Linked DNA regions of Homo sapiens: region 1 is linked to region 2. A link is a loop called in an ENCODE intact Hi-C map of the cell type or tissue named here. Cell type or tissue: heart right ventricle. All regions are shown on one strand. Each heading gives the region's core, and the rest is flanking DNA. Links, peaks and the distances in the headings are about the cores only. Region 1 has its middle 29 kb from the start of EFCAB14. Region 2 overlaps CYP4B1 (cytochrome P450 family 4 subfamily B member 1).

Region 1 (4,386 bases), core at 70-4,069, 58 kb after region 2:
CAGTGGGAGAGGACACAACAAGGGCAGAAAATGTGAATTAGATTCTGCCAAAATAAGACCCCCAGAAAAAGCCTGGGGCTTGACTATTCTAGCCAGCTGCCTCTAGGACCCTCCCTCAGGAAGATATTGAGGTTCCCAACTGTTTCCAGCAGCAAGTGCAGAAGAGGAGGAATTACTTTTGCTTAATCAGTGCTCTCCACTTCACTGAAAAGATGGAAGCCCTGGAACATAAATGTATTACTCACCTTCTTCTATCTCCAACCTCATCTTGTCCCTCTCCCTCTCTTCCGATAAATGACAGAAAAGATGATGAGTAATACAAGAGGCCAGGAGCTACACAGAGATTTTATAAAGACTTGTGGGCAGACTTTTGGAAAGGAAAGTGGTTGAGGAAGGAGGCAGGAGGGAATAGACCTCAAAGCTTATACCAAGGCAGAATTCAAAGACAGGATCTCCCTCAGGCTATGGCAGGGTGAGGAGGGTGGGAGGAGGTGTGCCCTAACTGTGTGTTGGGTTCTGGAGGAAGGAAAACCCTGACCAGCAGGGACACTGAGGCTAGTTCTTTCTTCATGCATCTTTGCAATGTTTTCCCATCACCCAGGAGGAGATTGAAGCAGCAGGAACCCAAAGCCATGGGCCTGAGCAGTAAAGCCATCTGAGGTCAAGTTCACCCACTAAGCTACTACTGTGTGCCAGCCCAGCACAAGGGCTGGGAACACACAGTTATCTCGAACATGATCCCTGCCCTCCAGTAGCTCACAGATGAGTGGAAAAGAAAGACACAGAACAAATCAAGGCAGTTACGCATTTTTTGCTGCTGGGACCAAGGTGAGGGGAGTGGAGAAGAAATTTGTTCCAACCAGGGTGGAAAGGAAAGTCATGAAAGCCTTTCTAGAAGAGGGGCCATAGAAATGAGTCTGGAAAGATAAATGAGCACTCCCTAGCAGGGAACATAGTTTAGGTAGACAAGGCCATTGAGGCGGAGTACAGCTGGCCAGTTGTTGGATAAACCTGGGGTAGTGAGCATGAGGATGGGGCAGGCTGAGGGAGGAGGCTGGAGGGGCAGGCCAGCCCAGGTCATCCCTGGCCTTGCAGGGATGGAGCAGGGTTGGGGCTTTACCCTACAGGCCATGGGGAGCATCAGAAGGCTTTAAGGGAATTAAGGCATTGGCAGTAATGTCCACTCTGGCTGCTATGTGAGGAGCGATGTGAGGAGTTAGATCCTCATTAATATGATTATTATGGGGATATTAATTTATGCAGGTGGACCAGAGGGTGGAACATCAGTGAGAAAGGCTGGCAAGAGATGATGGAGGCTTATATTAGGGCAGTGGCCATGGAGGAGTACCTGGATGCAGGGGTTTGGGGGAGCAGAGGGAACAGCAGCAAGACCAGGATAATCAACAAGGTCAGAGACCAGAGATCCAGATTCAGCCCAGTCCAGTGTTCCAGCCTCTGGCCCCATGCGCCTGCTGCCTGTCCCAGCTTTGGATGGAAAAGAAGTAGAGGGAGGTGCAGAAAAAAAGGAAAGGAAGGTATGAGACGCTGAGCAGTGACAGAATTGGGAGGTAGGAGGCGGACTGCAGCATGACCTCTTCCTTGAGCTAAGGAGCTGCACTCAGCACTGTGTGGTATGAACTTGGAGAAGTAGGATGGCTGGGAGGGAAGAAGACCCTTCCCTGACTTCCTTCAACAGACGTTTGTCCTGGGCCTGCTAAGAGAGTTGGAACTAGCAGACCTGGTTCAAATCCCAGGCAAACCAGTTACCAACTCAATGGCTTCACGTAAATGACTAAATCTCTGAGCCAGTTTCCCCATCTGGAAAATAGAGATGGCCATCCCTGCCATGGAGAGCTGCTTTAGGAGTTATAAATAATATGTATTATAGTAATTGGGCACAGAGTGGGTGTGCAGCAAATGGCAGTCAGTATTCTTTGCCTAGAACTCTGCTGAGGCTCTAATCACATACTGTGAGGGTGAACCTAAACAGTCCTAGGCTTTGGAAGGCTCTGTGTTTCCATGCTTCCCTCTGCTGGTCAAAAGAGGCAGTCTCCACTGAGGAGAGAATCGCAGGATGCTAAGACCAGACACAGCTCCCCGCCCCCTACCTAGACTAAGAATCCTCTTATATTGAACCTCAGGGTGAATCCTTCCAAAGGCAGCAGATGTGATGTAGCGTATAGACCACCAGCTACTTACCAACAGTGTGAAGTTGGATGCATCACTTCACCTCTCTGAGACTTTGTTTCCTTGGCTATAAAATGGGGTGATAATCTCTGACATGTTTCACAGTGTTGCTGTGAATCCCAAATGAGATTATGTCTATGGAACTTTTTAGAAAACCTGAGCTACGCATAAATGTTAGTGATCAGGCACTTTCTGATGTCCCTTCCCCACCACGCTAGGTGCTCATGCTGGCTGGGTATGTGCTCATGAGCACCCAGCATGAGCACCTCGTGTGGTGGGGAAGGGGCATGAGAAATATAAGAAGCTGCCCCCATCCTTGAGGAGCTCCAATCCAGTCAGGGAGACAAGTCATGCTTCAGGCAGTTATTGATGCTATGGGATGGGGACTCTGTGTGCCCAGAGGAAACAAGAAAAGACCTGCTGTTCTGTTGGCCTGTTCCAAGACCCCCAGTTTTTCATCCCTAAAAGTGCAGAGGCTGAAGCCACGTCCAGAATGACCAATAGGTCTCCAACTATTGCATATCTTGGTATAATCCTCCTTTCTGCCCCTCAAGGCCATCTTCCCCAAAGCAGTGAACAGGGAAATGTGGAAAGGGGTCGCCAGAGTCCACAGGCTAAAACCACAGCTGTCTCCAAGTATAGAAACCACCTCATATTGGGGTAAGACTCTCAAGAGACTGCTGTACATTGTAATACCTTCTCACCAGATTTCCTGGGCCAACCCCTAATGGGCTTCACAATTACCCTCACCTCCAAAGCTTTATTTTGACTTCACCTCACTAAACTTGTTAGATCACCATAGTTGGGTTTCCACCAAGGAAACTTACCCTGGTTTCCTAAATCTATAGAAACTCCTGAGGACATGGGTATGGACAAAAAATTACAGGGATAGAGGGAGGTTCAAATAGTCAAACAGGAATAAACTGGCAGGGAAACCGAGGTATACTTAGCCCTTCCTTAGAATTTAAAATCAGGAAAGAAAATGTTTTTGTCTGACAAGGAAAACATATAAATAAGCATTTTCCAAAATGAACTATTCAAAATGCTGATTTATTGCTAGACGTCAATAAATTTTCCATGGGAAAGGGGCTCCATGATCAATTAAACTTGGGAAACTGAGTAAAAAATAAATTTTGCTGCAAGATGCGTCAGAGCCTTCATTATTTAATGCCATTAGGACTCCTCAAACAGAATGGAGTGTAGTATATGCAGTATTTCCTAGGTTTATTTGACTAATGAACTGCTTATTCCAGACACTCTTATTAACATCTTATGGGACTTCAAGAATTTCATGAAGTTAAATGCTGATATCTATTGTGGTTCCCTTTGTGCCCTAGCTTCCAGGAAGCTCAATGTTAACCATAATGCTTATATGGCAGAAAGCATATAGCTCAGGTCTGAGATGGAATTATCTCCCCTAGTAATATTTCAGGATTCCTGGACAAGACATTGCTATTATTCCATAGCATTATAGGACAGATGTTGCTACAGAGAGTGTAACATTTCCTCCCACCCCTGACTACCCTTAGGCTCTATTCCAGGCTCATTAATGTGACCCCCTGAATCTTAGGTCTGGTTATTCCCAGCCCCTTAAGGATGCAGCACAAGACTAGGAGCCAAAGACTGTCCCTTGAGGGACTGTCTCTTGGGAATTCTCAAGGTGAAGGCTTACAGACCATCTGCTGCCAAGTCTGGGGAAGTCGCTAGGGTAGATAGTGACCCCATAATCCCTGAGGAATCAGAACTGCCTGCTCATTCCTTGGACCCAAAGAAAAGTCTTAGTCCACCTCCAAAATTGCCTGAATTGATAAGGGCTGTCCCAGGACAGTAGCTACCATGATGACCCTGCTCTACTATGAACCCCTAGCATATTACTGCCCCTAAGGACAGCTGAGGAGCCCTGGAATGTAAAATGGGCCTCTGCATGTTGCGGGAGAGACGGCTAGGACTTCCTGAGTTAACCAAAACCAGAAGTCTAATGCTCAAACCTCTCCAGGGAAAGAAAAAAAAAAAAACCCTGAGATCTTCCTAATCCCCCTGGAGACTGAGGAAGGCACCTCGATTCTTCCTCCAACCCATTCAATTGTCAGTTCACTGGGGAAGCATTACAGAATAGTGATTAAGACAAAAGTATTAGGAGTTAAATCTGAGTTCAAATCCAAGGTTTTCCACTTTATAGCTACTATGGTGAGTTGCTTA
Region 2 (4,386 bases), core at 136-4,135:
TGGGCGAAGGACATGAACAGACACTTCTCAAAAGAAGACATTTATGCAGCCAAAAAACACATGAAAAAATGCTCATCATCACTGGCCATCAGAGAAATGCAAATCAAAACCACAATGAGATACCATCTCACACCAGTTAGAATGACAATCATTAAAAAGTCAGGAAACAACAGGTGCTGGAGAGGATGTGGAGAAATAGGAACACTTTTACACTGTTGGTGGGACTGTAAACTAGTTCAATCATTGTGGAAGTCAGTGTGGCGATTCCTCAGGGATCTAGAACTAGAAATACCATTTGAGAGCTGTTTGTTAAAAAGAGTCTGGCACCTCTCTCTCTCTCTCTCTCTTTCTCCTTTCCTCCTCTCTTGCCATGTGATGTCTGCTCTTCCTCATGAATAGCAGTTTCCTAAAGCTCCTCCTCATGAATAGCAGTTTCACCAGAAGCAGATATTGACCATGCCTCCTGTACAGCCTGTGGAACTGTGAGCCAAATAAACCTTTTACCCAGTCTCAGGTATTCATTTACAGCAACACAAAGGACTAAGACATCCATGTTGTATCTTCCAGGGAACATTCTTAAAGAAGGACACAGGCATCTGATAATGTAGCCCCCAGGGATCCTTTCTGGCCCAAGCCACTATCTCCAAGGGCTCATGGGATTGGGCCTATTTTGGCCTCCAGCCACCCGTCTGTGCCTTCTCTAGGGCTCTTCCCCTCCTAGGCCCTCTGTGGAGTCGTCTGTAATCATCCCATTGATCCCTTCCCTCACTGCCTCTGAACGCAGAATCCTGAGTTCAACCCAACAGGGCTGTAAGAGTTTTCACTGCCCTTGAGTACACGATGTCAAAAAGAACACAAAGTGATAAAAATCATCTCCACCCACAGGCAAGGGGAAACATTCTTGTATGCCTGCCTCCCTCCTGGCTGGTATCCCTGGAAGTGCTCCTTTCCCTGGTGTCTGTCTTATTTTTCCATCTGCCCTCCTGGGTTTTCCTTGCCAACTTCCTGGTCACCTGGCCATTCCCCTTCTCTCCATCCCTACCAGGTCCAGAAAGCCCAATTGGATGGGTCAAGGAAAGGCTTAAGTCACAAAAAAGCCAGACTCATAGGATCTTAGGATTGGAAGGAGCCTTTGGCTGATCTGGTTCATCCAAGCCCCACTTCCCTCCTTATCAGCTATGCTTGTGCACCTCTGCAGCAACCCCACAAGGGACAGTAGACCCTGGTCTCATGCTGACCACATTCACAACCTGTGCCCTGATCGAGGTCGCAGCCAGCTTGCCACTGCCTCCCTGTGCCCAGCTTTCTCCTAGCTCTTTAGATTTATTTAAGAAATAAAGAAAACTAAGATAAATAAAAAACATGTGCATGAGCCCAAGCGATGGCCAAACTTTTAAATAAAGCTAGAGAACTAGAAGCACCTGCCAGGCACCTGCCTTGATTACCCCGGGAGCCTGGTAAGAAGGAGGACAGCTCCCAGCACCTGGTCCCACTATTGCAGCTGCAGCCCCTCAAGAGGGCTGAGGCATCCTCCCTGTGGGGTACACGTGACTGCCTGGACAGTTCCTCTGGATTACACAACTGCATGCCTCAGACTCGCCCTCAGAATGCCTGAGCTGGGACACTTACAGGACTGGAAGTTCTGGGACGGCTTGTTTTTTCTCCAGAAGGAAGGAAACAGGAAGAGAGCAGGGTATGAAAATAATTCACTGATCCCAGCTCCCCAGCCCCACCTCCCACCCTCACATTGGCACTCCTTGTTGACCTCACCAGAAATAAACCACTGGAGGGATTGGGAAGAGCAAGCATACGTCACCACTTTCCTCTCTGCTTCTCAAGAGCCTAAAGTAAGCTTTGCTCCAAGAATCAGATCGGAAAAGGATTTCAACATTGCCTAGTGGAACCCTGACCTCTCTTTAAAGGTGGAAACGTGCGGTACAAAGACCAAAGGGAACAGTCCAGCATGAGTTAAGGGAGACCAGGGATCCTGGCTTAGTCTCTTTCTGCAGCCCTTGTTAGCAAGCCTGCTCAAGCCATCAGCCAGTTGACCCGAAGCTCAGTGGGCCAGTGTCCAAGAAACAAGCTACCCTTGACCAGTGTGCTGCAGCTACAGTGCCCCAGGGGGCTGCTTCAGAATGAAAATCAGTCTGCTCACAAAATGGGGATAAGAGTTTCGAAAAACAAAAGGTGAGGGAGGAGAAAGACGAAGGGGTTTCCTTTTCGGCAGCATGTCATAGTTCCCTCAAGGCAGGTCATGTCGGTCTCGGATTCCCAGCACACAGGGTGCCTGCCCAGCACCTTCACCCAGTAAGAATCCCTGCCCAAGTGCTCAAACATCTCTAGTGACAGGAAACTTCTTTTCAAAATACCCCAACCATCTTTGGACAGTCTTAATTCCTCAAAAGGCTTCTTAGTCGCTAAAGTGAAAGACACCTGCCCATAGCCTTCCCCATGGGTCTCCCTCTGGGACCACACAGGCTCCCACTGCCCAGGGAAGTCCTGCAGGGATTGGGAATTGGGGGCTAGAACCCCCTAGGACTGCTCTCCTTCAGGATGGACACCCTTAGGTGCCCTTTGGTGCCCTAGTCTCAGCTGTCTCCCTACTATGGGCCCTCTCCCCACACCCCAAAATTACCAGAGCTCCATGTGTGCATGAGTCCAAGCCACTGCCAAGCTTTTAAATAAAGCTAAAGAGCTAGAAGCCAAGAAAAAAACAACCAAAAGGGAGAAGATGTAGCATCTCTGAAATAACTATAAAAATCAGTGGGAAAAGCAGACTCAATGTACAAAAACTCATTGGGGATTCAGCTGTGAGGTTGAACAGAGCCATGGAGAGCCTGGAAAGAGGGGATCGAATGCAAAATACCCCAGGGAGCAGAGAGGTGACTTCCTCCCATGCTGGTGACAAACATGACTTCATCCTCCATCCTCCCTTTCAAAGACAAATAAACCATTACACATGTACATGTGAACAGATAACATACAGAAAGAACCCCTAGCTCAATAGAAGGAGCAAAGAGACTTTGGGTGAGATCAGTGTGGTCACCAGGACTCTCTAGCCACCATGCCTTGGCTAGGAAGTGATGATGGGCTTTGCCCAAAGTCACACAACTAGCATCGTGCCCCAGTCTTTAGATTCCAAAGCCTGTGCTCTGCCCCCAACATCCCTCCTGTCTTCAGCATCCAAAGGTGAACTCCAGACTCAGGAGCACCCAATCAGATGAGAGGAGGAATGCAGGAAAACATCCAAACAGCTAAAAAGGCAGGAAGGCAGGGACCCAAGAAATGCCCAAGAGTCCAAGGGGATGCAGTCATCTGTCCTCAGTCCGCATGGGTGGCTTTGCTGCCCAGAGTTGGTTCCCCCCAGAGATTCATCCACTCTTCCAACACATGGGCATTGTGCCAGGGACAGTGCTAGTTTCTGGTTACAGTGGTGAGCAAGACAAAGCCCTGCCCCACCAGCATACATTCCAAGTGGGGAGAAAGAAAATAAAAAGAATCAAATACACCAAGAATACAATTTCATGTAGTGATAACTCCAGAAAGAAAAAAAGCAGAGTAAGGGGCAGGGCTGCCACTATGGATGGGGGTGGGTCAGGAAGGCCACTCTAAGGTGACATTTCAGCAAAGATCAGCAGAAATGCCTTCTGGAAAGCCCCATGGCATCAGCCACAATCTGCTTCTCAAAAACTTTTATTTCAACTGCCCTCTCTACCTCTCCCCTCCTCACTCCTGGCAGATCACCCTTGCTGTACTTCCCAGAGAAAATAGAAACCATCAGATAAGAAACCCCAAAAAGTCAGCTGGCAGACCTGAAGGACCACCCCACCTGCACCCAGCCTCTCTGTTTCCCTCTGTTTCAGGAGAGAAGCATGCAGGGCCTGTCCAAGACCAGTCCATCTGGATTCCAACCCTCCCCACAAGGCACCTCACCCATCAATCAGCCCCTCTCTCCCAAATCACAGACCTCACCCTCTCTGCAGGCTCCTTCCCATCCTCATTCAAAATTTGTTCAAGTCTCTCACTTTAAAAAAAAAAAAAAGAAAGAAAATGAAACCAAACCTCCCTTTGTTCAGCTTCCTCCTCCAGCTAACACCTTATTTGCTCATCCCTTCATAATCTAACTTCTCTAAAGAGCTGTGCCCACTGTTTCCAATTCCTTGTGATGGCCCCACCTCTCCTATGCTGATCTTGCTAAGGAATCCAGCACCCTCCCTGGCGCTGAGCCCAGTTGACTCCCTGTCTCTCATGCACTGTCTCCTGGATGTCCTCCCCTCTCTCCCAGTGGCTGCCATGGGCAGCTCCTCACCCACTCTTTGTTCCTCCAGATCCAGTCCTTGGCCTCTTCCCTTGCGTCTTCTCCCTGAAAGCTCTCACCTGCTTCTG

The links. Peaks named below come from ENCODE experiments on the same cell type or tissue, not always from the same donor. Only the 100,000 strongest peaks of a DNase experiment are listed, where the experiment ranks them.
Region 1: it touches region 2 in a loop (2.6-fold over the local background); 6 of 110 quality-filtered maps call a loop at or near these places.

The regions. Positions count from the first base shown.
Region 1 is chr1:46,745,531-46,749,916 of GRCh38, reverse strand. No RefSeq gene overlaps it. Among named protein-coding and RNA genes, the nearest start is that of EFCAB14, 29 kb to the right of the region's middle. In heart right ventricle, for the core only: a CTCF peak has its summit at 2,025 (motif pointing left); a DNase peak (open chromatin) is centred at 2,036; H3K27me3 peaks cover 1,540 bases.
Region 2 is chr1:46,804,091-46,808,476 of GRCh38, reverse strand. The region is part of intron 1 of CYP4B1 (cytochrome P450 family 4 subfamily B member 1); the gene reads right to left. Among named protein-coding and RNA genes, the nearest start is that of CYP4B1, 7.2 kb to the right of the region's middle. In heart right ventricle, for the core only: no CTCF peak of the experiment used is centred there; DNase peaks (open chromatin) are centred at 950, 1,636 and 2,056; H3K4me3 peaks cover 1,208 bases; H3K27ac peaks cover 3,599 bases; H3K27me3 peaks cover 320 bases.